Linked DNA regions of Homo sapiens: region 2 is linked to region 1. The links are chromatin contacts, found by Hi-C or POLR2A ChIA-PET in ENCODE. All regions are on one chromosome and are shown on one strand. The core of a region is the stretch at or near the end of the contact, and the rest is flanking DNA. Distances in the headings are between cores, read along the strand shown.

What was found. Hi-C counts contacts between places; a loop is a spot of excess contacts on that map. ChIA-PET counts read pairs that join two places held with the same protein, here RNA polymerase II (POLR2A). Pooled maps may share reads with other maps.
Region 2: a map of natural killer cell shows a loop between it and region 1 (2.9-fold over the local background). The contact joins two enhancer-like sites. A Hi-C loop is called at or near these places in 4 of 168 maps with a recorded cell type or tissue (K562, gastrocnemius medialis, heart left ventricle and 1 more), 15 of 37 single-sample maps with no recorded cell type and 18 of 50 pooled maps. POLR2A ChIA-PET finds 5 or more read pairs at or near these places in 6 of 52 experiments (AG04449, IMR-90, Panc1 and 3 more).

The regions. Positions count from the first base shown.
Region 1 is chr1:91,751,059-91,756,896 of GRCh38, reverse strand. All of the region lies in intron 4 of TGFBR3 (transforming growth factor beta receptor 3), which reads left to right. Among named protein-coding and RNA genes, the nearest start is that of TGFBR3, 130 kb to the left of the region's middle. RefSeq lists an enhancer at 3,461-3,961. Within about 2 kb of position 1,528, at least 11 of the 41 ENCODE cell types and tissues checked have a DNase peak (open chromatin) inside an H3K27ac peak, as active enhancers do; they include gastrocnemius medialis and natural killer cell, where a contact is called at or near this core.
Region 2 is chr1:91,710,957-91,716,812 of GRCh38, reverse strand. It overlaps TGFBR3 (transforming growth factor beta receptor 3), which reads left to right. Exons shown (of 17, transcript NM_003243.5): 11 at 105-245; 12 at 419-577; 13 at 4,271-4,570. Among named protein-coding and RNA genes, the nearest start is that of TGFBR3, 170 kb to the left of the region's middle. Within about 2 kb of position 3,197, at least 18 of the 41 ENCODE cell types and tissues checked have a DNase peak (open chromatin) inside an H3K27ac peak, as active enhancers do; they include gastrocnemius medialis and natural killer cell, where a contact is called at or near this core.

The sequences.
Region 1 (5,838 bases), core at 279-2,778:
CTAAAAGGTCAGATCATTCAGGAAAAAAACATGTTGTATAGAGAAGAATAAAGCAAATGTGGCAAGGTTTTAAAAACTGATGAATCTAGTTAAAAGGGTATAGTAGAGTCCTTTGTACTAGCAACTTTGCTGTAAATTTAAATTAATTTCAAAAGAAAACATTTAAACTCAAAAGGTACATTTACAAGGTGGGCATTACAATAACTTTATTGTAGCCTTTTCTGGGAATTGCAACTCTTATTCTATATTAAAAAGGCCAAAAATCAAAAATCAGTAATTATTTAGTTGTTATTACTAGCACATTTATTTAGCACTTAGGATATTTCAGGTCACTAAATGCTCTAATACTTTAATTCTCACGATAGCCTTCTACAGTACCATAGTGTAGATCCTTTCTTATAGATGAAGAACTAAGATTTAGAGAAGTTAAGTAGTGGGCCAAATCACATGGCTAGTTACTTGCAGAGTTGGTACTCAAACCTAGATGGGACCCATTCTACAAGCTGTTATGCTAAACTGTCTGCCTTCGTACTCATAATCACTGTCAGTCTCCTCTAATTAAAGTTACTTGTGATAGTAATACTAATGGCTCTGATCATAAAGTCATATGCACATTTAGCCCTCATACTGTAGAGCTATACTGTCCAATACTATAGGAAATAGCTGTGCGTGGCTACTTAAATTACAGTTCTTCAGTCCTGCTTAGCCACATTTCAGGTGCTTAGTAGCTATGTGAGGCTAGTGGCTACCACAGTGGGCAGGTTATGGAGGCATTATGAGCAAAGGCAGTGCATGTCCTGGTTTAGATCCAAGCAGTGACCTTGGGCAAATTAATTTCTCTAAGCCGGATTTTTCTCAGGCCCTGCATCATAGGGCTGTTATCTTGAGTAAGTGAGATCACATATAAAATGTTTATAGACATCACCTGCTGTTGCTGCTCTTATTTATTTCTAGTCACAGTAAAGAGCATGTGGGACGGGTGTTGAATTTGCATCTGTATTTATGAAATATCTAGTTTGGCTGGCCCCAGATCAAAAGGGGTTCTGTTTCTCTGGGCTATAGGTCCAGATGAAAGTGTGGGCTACGTATGTCATAGTTGTACTTATCGCTGCCTGGATTCTTTCTTCAGTCTGCCAGTTCATGGGTTTTGACGGAAAGTGTCTTACTCTTAGTTATTAATTTGCTTTAATTTTGCTTAAAATCTGTAAAAACTGCTTCTTGGTCATCAGTTTAGACACTAACAATGAAAGAAGGTGGCCGCTTTAGTAAACAATTGAACGTCAGCCCCATTTGGATCAATCCCATGTAAGGAGATTGCAGATCAAGTAATGAGCCTAAAATTACCAACACGTGGGAGGCAGCATCAGGAGAAGTCAAGGATTTAAATTCCAGGACACCTGAACTCTGCTTTGTTGTCCAGCAGGCTTCCTTTAGGGAAAACGGTTTTTTTCCCGTCTGCACATTTCTTCTTGGCCTGGAAGAGACGATGGAACATCTGTTGTTCATTCACGTTCTCACATCAGCAGACAACGAGTGATGCAAGTCCTTGCACAAGCTGGGCCACTCTCCTTGGGCAGGCTTTTCCCTTCCTCTCTGTGGCCTGAAATGAATTTTAGTTTCTCCTCATCTCCTTGATAGCCTTTGCCACAGAGGGTCTGGTGATCAATAGAAATCCAGTAGTGTGTTCTCTTTATCCATTTGTATAGTTAAGAGTTAAAGTTTGGGGATAAGATAACTAAATTATTTTATATAAAGTGTTCATCAAACACTTCAGAGGGCCCACGGGATCTCTGGAAATTCAGGCTTCACCGTTTTCATCACTGTCTTCTCCGAGGTTACCCAGGGAGCCTAAAGGAGCTGTGGAAAGCGAATGGGTCTCTTGACTCTCAGTCCACGATGCATGTATCCTTGCCTGTTTCCTGATATGCTGCTGGATGGTTTGCATTTCTGTCTCAGAGCTGTCTACTGTGTACGTAGAGTTACAGAACTTTTAACTGTTTTTTTTTAAATAGGGCAATGAGAAAAGTTCAAGTAATAGCATCTACTCATTTATCAGGGTGACCTTTTTATTTAAATGGACATGTCTGTGTTGTTATGACTGCCCAAATTAAAAAAGGAAAACTTTCATAATTAGTTAGGAGGGCCTTATGTTACCCAGGACATCGCAGCCACCCTTGAGGGTGACTGAAAACATACTTTAATACTAGTAATAAAGGCATCTGTCTTTTTCTGTCAAATCATTTCAGTCCTTCTCACCCCCTCACAGCACAGGCAAGAAGGGAACGTGTCAGGCAGGGAGAAAGTGGGATTTGGTTTTCTCTGCAGGTGCAGCTCCTTTATCTGGTTATTCTGGTTACCTAGGAAATATGAGTGGGATGAAGAGTGATGCTTTCAGGCTGAGTTTCAAGTAGTGAATCTTTGAGTGTGAGTCACACACACACGTGATGAAGTTGTAATAATCTTATAGTTTTCCTTTTGCAGGGTGTATGGGTGGCCCAGAGAACAATCAGAAATAAAAATCATCTTACCCTCTCAGTGTGCCATGTTGAAACTGCAAATAATCTCTTAGAAGGATCACATAAGCCTGTTTTTATTTATGCATTCATTTCTACACTGAAAAAAAAAGTAAGATAACTTAACTGGGTGATGATGCCTGAACCTTCAACCTGAATTTGCTAAAATGAGAGCCACAGTATGAAGTTGTCTTTAAGGACATACTACAATTTAAATACACGGTTTCTAGAGAAAAGACACAAATGGCCAAAAAACACATGAAAAGATGCTCAATATCATGAGTCATTAGGGACATGCTAATGAAAACCACAGTGAGATGCCACTTCACACTAGGATGGCTTTAATAAAAAAGGCGATAACAAGGGTTGTGAAAGCTGTAGGGAAATTGGAACACGCATACATTGCTGGTGGGAATGTAAAATGGTTCTGTGGAAAACTGAGCAAAACACATGTCCCCAAGAACTTGTCCACAAATGTCCAAAGCATCATTATTCACAGTAACCAAAAAGTGGAAACAACCCAAATGTCTACCAACAGATGAGTGGATGAAAACAGTGCTATATCCATATAATGGAATATTAGCCATAAAAAGGATTGAAGTTCTGATACATACCACAACATAGATGGGTCTTGAAAACATTATACTAAGTGAAAGAAGCCAGATGCTAATTGTCACAAGTTGTATGATTCCAATTTATATAAAATGTCCAGAATGGGCAAATCTATAGAAACAGAAAGTAGATTAGTAATTGCCAGGGGCTGATGGGAGGGGAAAATGGGGAATGACTACTAATGATACGAGATTTCTTTTGGGAGGTGACAAAAATGTTCTATAATTACATAGTGGTGAATATACCACACCTTGTGAATACACACAGAAACACTGAATTGTACAGTTTAAAAGGCTGAATATTATGGTATGTGGACTGTATTTCATAAAACTAGTAAAAACTTGCTGCAGCACTTTTTTTTTTTTTTTTTTTTTTTTTTTTGAGGACAGAGTCTCACTCCCTTACTCAGGCTGGAGTGCAGTGGTGCAAACATGCCTCACTGTAGCCTCAACCTTCTGGGCTCAAGCGATCCTCCTGCCTCAGCCTCCCGAGTAGCTGGGACTACAGGTGCATGCCAACATGACCAGCTGATTTTTTTTGGTATTTTTTGTAGAGATAGGGTTTTGCCATATTGTCCAGGCTAATCTCAAACTCCTGGTCTCAAGTGATGCACCCACTTTGGCCTCCCAAAGTGCTGGGTTTATAGGCGCGAGCCACAGTGCTGGGCAGGGACTAGGTTTTTAAATGTATCTTTTTACTTTATTCCATGTACCTGATTTTTTTTTCTTTTTTTCTTTTTTTTTTTGAGAGAGGGTCTGGCTCTGTAGCCCAAGCTAGAGTTCAGTGGCATGATCTCGGCTCACTGTAACCTCTGCTGCCTGGGCTCAAACCATCCTCTCACCTCAGCCTCCCGAGTAGCTGGGATTACAGGCATGTACCCCCACACCCAGCTAATTTTTGACTTTTTTTTTTGTAAAGATGGGGTTTCACTTTGTTGCCCAGGCTGGTCTTAAACTCTTGGGCTGAAGCCGTCCACCTGCCTTGGCCTCCCAAAGTACTGGGATTACAGGTGTGAGCCACTATGCCCGGCCTCTAATTTTTTTTTTTTAATCTTGCTTTATTTGTATTCCAAACTTGAGCATTCTCTCCTGCAAGGTCTGTAGACTTGGAGCCCTAGGACAAGCAGACGTTTTCAAGATGAGACCCTAGTGCCTGGCTTTTAATAACCTAAAATACCTAGTCCAGAGGCCTTGGCCAGCTTACTTATGTCAGGCTTAGTCACTTTGCATGCTCATAAGGAAAAAAGGGTATCTAAGATTAGAAGTTTCAAGAAATAAGCAGCTTCTTCCAACCTCATTCACTCTCGATATTACTGTGCTGTGATCTATTTTTTTCTAGCCATTTATCATTAAAATCAGAGAGCAAATGTATGTGAATGTGTGTATGTTTGAGTGGGGGATGGGGCATAGAAGGGGATTTTGGTCTTTGAGGTACAATTGCTGGAGCTGGCATATAAAAATAGAGGATGCCCAATTAAAGTTGAATTTCAGATAAATAACAAATCATTTTGTTAGTGTGCCCATGTAGTATATGGGACATAACATATACTGAAAAAGTATTCATTGTTTACCTGAAATTCAACTTTAACTGGGTGTCCTGTACTTTATTGGGCAGCTCTACTCGGAGGTAATTCAGGTTTTTGTTTCCAGTTAACACCCTGGCCTGGGTGTTAGGAGGCCTGAGTACTAGTCTTGGCTCTGCCACTAACTAGTTATATACATCATCGGGAAAAAAAATCACTTAACTACTCAGACCTCGTTTCCTCATTTCTAAAATGAGGGGATCGTACTAGCTCATCTCTAAAGTTCCTCCCAGCTTTTAAACTCTGTGATTCTTTGATAGTACGACTGCTAGATGTTATATCCCAATTTAATTTGGAACAGAAACTGGCAAATTGAGCATTGCCTCTTCAGCAAATCCAAGTAAATATCAAGGCAGGGCAGTTGCAATAAATGACAGAAACTAAACTCTATGCTATTAGCTTTGGATTAAAAACAAATCAAAACTTAATCCTAATGAAAAATGTAAATTAATAAATTTAAAACCAGTTTTGTATTTTCAAGAAGCGGGGAGGGATGGGTGAAGAAGCTGGAGCTGCCAACATCTAGTTTATTCCTTTTACTTAAACTAGAGGCATTAAAAAAAAAAAGGTCCAAATATTTTGGGCCTCTGCCACCAAACCACAGGCAGTTCTCTGGTCTGCACTGGAGTTTGGATGACTGACAAGACTCAGTGAAAAACAAGTGCTATTTGTTTTCCTGTGCCTAGTATTTAACTGGAAATCAGAAGGCTAAATTTCCAATCAGTTGCTAAATAGCCCCAGATGTGTGCTCAGTGCAGCACTAGGAAGGGACACGCACAGCCCATACCACCGTGCATGTCCAGCTGTTACCTTTTCATGAAGCCAAGTGATGTGTAACTGAGGGTTGTAGTGTCTGTCCAAAAACGCCCTAAGAATAACTCAGACATTCAAGTTTGCTTGTGGAGAAGGGAACTTTTTTTAAAAAAAATTCTGTATTCTATTGTGTTACATTTAAAAATCTGGAAATAATTTTTTTCTTTGCTAATTTCCTTCTTTCCCTTCTTTGGCAGTTCCCCCACCCCCATGTTTAGAAAAAAACACAGAATTAGCATACCGGGTATGATGGTTTATGTATGTGCTTGTTCATTCATCCAACACACAGTTTTTAGTGCCTGACTGTGAACTGTGCTA
Region 2 (5,856 bases), core at 1,948-4,447, 42 kb after region 1:
TCAATTTGCATCAGAATGATTACATGAGTGTTTGTGTGAGGCAGAACCAAACACACATGGTTTGGTGTTTTTATAACATTGGCTGTGCTTTCTTTGCCTTTTAGATTGTGATACAGGTTCCAGCCCTTGGGGACAGTAGTGGTTGGCCAGATGGTTATGAAGATCTGGAGTCAGGTGATAATGGATTTCCGGGAGATATGGATGAAGGAGATGCTTCCCTGTTCACCCGACCTGAAATCGTGGTGGTATGTGTTTGTTATCAGTAGGGGGTTTGTGGAAAATGCTGTCTATTTTGTTGGCTTTAGTTAGGGACTATCTGAAAATAAAATCAGATGTTAAAAGCCAAAGCTCATGAAGCTACAGGGCCTTCATCCTTCATATGACTGTCATTAATCTTCCTGTGGGTTGTTATTTCCAGTTTAATTGCAGCCTTCAGCAGGTGAGGAACCCCAGCAGCTTCCAGGAACAGCCCCACGGAAACATCACCTTCAACATGGAGCTATACAACACTGACCTCTTTTTGGTGCCCTCCCAGGGCGTCTTCTCTGTGCCAGAGAATGGACACGTTTATGTTGAGGTGAGACCTGAAAGTTAGCCTTGACCTTTTAGGTTAGTGCTGGGCTATAGTTCCTTAGACATCAGCTAAAATACCCTGTACAGACCTCTTCCTGTCCTACCTCACAGACCTTCAACAGGTCTGATGAGGGATTGGCTCAGAGAACGCTTCCAGACTGACTTCTGACCAAAGCAGGAAATTTCAAGATTTAATACATTATGCTAAGTGAAGACAGTATTTTGTAGATGAATGTTAACAAAAAAAAAAATTGGCAAGTGTGAATTCTACTGGTAAAGCCCTGTCCTTTGCTTTTGGAACAGTAGTTCAGTAGTTGCAGTGTTAGAGTTAACCATGGAATATTTCAAAACCACCTCATATGTTATCTTTTATTTCTTTTTTTTTCCCTGCACAGTCCCCTTAGCCCCCAGCAGGGCAGCCAAATCCCTGTGGGTCCATGCCGCCACTGAAACTGACTTGTTATCTTTTAAATTGCACTCACTTTTAAGTGAAATGCTATGTGCTATTATAACTCATGACATTTTTTTTTCTAGATCATGATCTGAGTATCTGTATAAACTTATTTAAACTATTTCCTATATATAATGTTAATAATCATGTGCAACCTAAATCTGGAATCTGGAGTGACTACACAATATTAGGCAGTGGCGGTAATAATGAAATAACAACATCTAACATTTGCTGCAGATTTATTATGTGCCAAACAGAGTTGTAAGTATTGCAGCAGTTAGTTAACTCTTTAGAGCCATCCTATAAGGGAGGCTAATAATATCTTCATTTTATGGATGAGAAAATTGAGGCACAAATTTGTCTGAGGCCACACAGCTGGTACTAGTGGAGTTCAGATTCAGTGCTCATAGGCCGTGTGACTCCAGAGCTCTGACTGATCTTCGCTGGATACGACTATCACTTATCTCCAAAGTGCCATTTGAAAGGGGAGAAAACATAACGTCTTATCAATGCAAACATCCAGGTTCAGAGAGTGGATTCTAGAAAAGATAAATGTCCTTATGGCACCAGGATGTCTGCTGTTTCTTGTGCCCTGGGTACAACCTTTCATGTTTCAACCTTAGTGTTTCAAGTGGGCATATCATCTGTTGGTCTTATGGGAAGGTCCTCATCTAATGAGCTGGTTTTGGTGCTCAGCTGCAAGCTCAGCTTCATAGTGGGAGGGGTGAGAAGCTTAAAGGGTCAAAGTGGGGTACTTCCATATGTTAAAAGTGACTTTGGTGCACGTGTTTCTGTTTTGGAAAGACACATAACTCTCACATTCGCACTGACTCTGGGACAGAGCCCGCTGGCGCTAGATGTTGTTTTCCTTGATCATATGGATTCTGCCCCTCCCCCATTCTGAGAGTTCTCTTTCTTTGAGCACACCTTCTTTCTCCATTGGGGAAAATATACTGCCTTCTACATGCTTTTCCTAAGCCAAGATGGCTGTTTTTCTCTTGCTTTTCTGGCTGTACAGTTCACATGGGCAGTTGGTCAACAGCACCCTATTGCGCTGTGGATTTCAGGGGTGCTGCATAATTGCAGATTGTTCTTTTCCAAATCTATGCCTGGCTTTGCTGATTTATGCTAATCAGTGGTCAATCTTCCTCCTGTACCTTACCCTGGATATTTTGGGTTTTTTCCCCCATCCTTCAAATGCTGGCTTACTTGAAGTGTGTTATTGGTAGTTTTTTTTTTCCATTCTTGTTTTCCCATTTATACCTTTTCATATATCACCTATATTTCTCATAGTTTATCCTCTATTCCCTCTACACCATACAGTCCCTTTCATAATCCAAGTTAACAGTGTTGCCACCTGTTCATTGGTCATCTCCAGGTGACTGTTGGTCACATAATGGCAGTTTTCTTTTGGTTCATTTGTCTTGGGGAATTTACAAACCCAGTTGTTAATAACCCAAAATTTTAAATCTAGAATACTACTATTACTAATAGGTAGCATTTATTGACACTCTGGGAACTGTGTTGTTTGCATGTAACTTTTACTTTGCTAGTTTTCACAATTATGATATCTTGTGGGTATTCGTGTTCTCATTCTGTAGGTGAGTAAACTGAGTCTCGGTGCCCAGCACGTGAGCAGGAGAGCATGTAATTTTTATGAGCTCGTCTCACTACAAAGCCCGTAGTCCTTCTCCTACTCACTTCTGGTCTAAAAGTAAAATCCTTTTTAGTAAAAGATTTGCTGATAATTTATATATATAAACTATATATACATAAAATATATTAAAAAATAATATATATTTTTTCCCTCTGCTACAAAGGTATCCCTTTTTGGGATACCTTAGACATTCTGCCGCTACATACTTTCTTTTGAGATTAGAGAAGAGATTTGCAGTCCCTCTGTTACACATTTTGGCATGTGGTTTCTGAGTTCATGTTAAACGGCAGTTTTTAGTAATAGCACATATGTAATTTGCCACCTTTCCAAGATAGAATATCTTGTTTTTCAGAAGTATTGCAAAAATACTGAAGTGTTAGTATTTACAGAATGTCACCACAGTGACATTATCAGAATCCTCTTCATTAGCATTTTCACTGTTGAGTGTCCTGCAGTTAACCACCACGTAGGAATCTTTCACAACAGTGCTGCGGATTCAAAGCCCCATGTGATGTCAGGGGTTTCCCCTGGGTATCTCAGCGTGGAAAGTCTGTTTCTATCTCCATGTCTTTTGAAATGATTCTGCGGCTGTTGGTCTATGGGTAAGGACTAGCTGTTTCTACAAGTGTTTAAGTTTATTTTGATCCTAAATTTAGTCAAAGAATGAGGCATAGCAGGGAGGGGCAGTTCATGCAGTGATCCACGTGTCACCAAATGGAGAATCTCCTCTGGTCTGGGGATTTTAGCTAAGTTCAGGATAGTTGAGGTTTGAATTCTGTTTACACTTGGCTAAACATTACTTCCTGTTTCTAAGGAAAAGAACCTTAACAAAATTTGGACGTAGCCCATACAAGTGTTTTCAAAGGGGGAAGTATAAATGAGTCGGAAACGTTTCCAGATTAGATTTCCCCTAAACTACCCCTGGGCTTATGGAGCGAAGGGGGAGTACTTGGCAAGGCTGATTTGGATCTGTGAGCAGCTGGGACACTTTACCAGGCCCATGATGGCCTCCAGGTTGCACCGTCACTGACACCCAGCGCCGGAGCCAGCTCTGCCTTCTCGCCGATGAAGCAGGACTCTCATCAGGCTTACTCTGACTTTTTGCAATTTAGAAGCTCAGTCTTCCTGCCTAGGTTAAATAGATTTTGCCGCTGAACTCTATTTTTTGGTCAGTCTTTAAAAAGAGCTTAGCTTATAAGTGTTGTACTATTAAAACATTAGGGACTTTGCCTACTGGTGTTTTATTTACTTCGGAAAATCCACTTTAAATGCAAAATATGTTTTTATTTTTAGCTCTCAGAGGACTCATTGGGAGGTGGAAGAGACTTACTCATCTTGTATTTGAATCTAATGGACTAATATTTGAAAGAAATAATTCACTGTCATCATCTATATCAAATTGAAGTGGAAAATATCTTTTTCTTTCAATGTGTGTGTGTTACTTTTGTAATTAGAAAGAAGGCTATAACTATGTTATGAAGATAAAGCAGCGTGTCATCTGAAGGGCTGTCTTGGCATATGGTCCTTGTGCCTAAAGTGAAAGTGAGATGCTAACTCATTTCCTAATTCATCTTTCTGTTCTTTCATAGGTATCTGTTACTAAGGCTGAACAAGAACTGGGATTTGCCATCCAAACGTGCTTTATCTCTCCATATTCGAACCCTGATAGGATGTCTCATTACACCATTATTGAGAATATTTGTCCTAAAGATGAATCTGTGAAATTCTACAGTCCCAAGAGAGTGCACTTTCCTATCCCGCAAGCTGACATGGATAAGAAGCGATTCAGCTTTGTCTTCAAGCCTGTCTTCAACACCTCACTGCTCTTTCTACAGTGTGAGCTGACGCTGTGTACGAAGATGGAGAAGCACCCCCAGAAGTTGCCTAAGGTTTGTGGGCCTTCATCCATTCGGATGGTTATTTTGGCATTTTTAGGTGAGGCAGAAAAGTTTAATCCCAAGGTCTTGCAGGTTGAGGTTTTTTGTTTTGGAACTGCCCAACTGAAATATTAAAGTCACTATTAGCAGGGAACTGTGAGTTTTATGGAGTCTTAGATAATAAATCCTGACAGCATGAGTTTCTTTTTTCCATGCGTGCTACTTAGTAGTACCTTACGAGTGATAAATCAAGACGCTTTTCCATGGAGGGAGATTTCTGGCTTTATCTTTGCTTTTCAGATAGTTTGCAGGCCAAAAACACAGCAAGCCGAAAGGACAAGTTCATTGTGAGAATTAATTTTTCCAGGTCCTGCTGGGACTGGCATTGTCATTGTTTTTTAACCTTTTCTGTGTGAAATATAAGGTTGACTTGTCTCAGGGAGACTTCTAGGGGAAACTAACAAATATTTTAGCTTTTCTCAGTTTCATATCAGTTCATCATATTTGCCTCCTGTCACTCTCCAGATTGAATGTTCTATTGCCATAACAAAAAGCAGAACCATTTGACCTTGGTGGAATGCATTTGATAGGGGAGATCTGCAAGGTTAACTATGATACCCACTAGGTTGGTCTTGTATATGAAAGGTATCTTCTGCCATAGTTTTGTTTCTGTGATCTGCCATAATTATGTATAATTTCATATGTGCATTTATTCTGTGGCTATCTCACACAGAGTAAACTGATTTCCAGTCCTTTCGCAGTCATATATCAATGTCTAAAAGGCTAAGAATCAAGCAGTGTTATTAATAATGTATGTATGGAATTTTCTCATTTAACTCACAGATTTTAAGTCTTAGGTATGGAGGTAGGAGGAAAAACCACCATTTCCAAATAGATTACAATTGATCTGAATTCCTTGCATCATTATAGTCCCCTGGGCATCCTTTTCTCTGATAACACCCAAGAGAATTTTGTTTGCATACGAAAATAGAGCAGATATGATCATAATCATTGGGGAGCACATATACAGTGATTTAGACTATATTCCTAGGTTTGCTTTTGCGGCGGTGATGCCTTAGCCTTGTAGGCATTCACCATCAGGGTTGGGGCTTAGTGGACAGTGGTAGAGAGCCATGAGGAGCTTCATGTGTGGCTGTGGGACCAGCTGCTTCCTGTGGGCAGAAGGGTAACGTTTAAGGGTTAGAGGTCTTGGAGGGGAGACCTAGCAGTTACCAGGGATCTTTGCTGTGGCTTTGGCTGTTACTTCTCTCTGACCTGGCCTGGAACAGCCCAGCTTC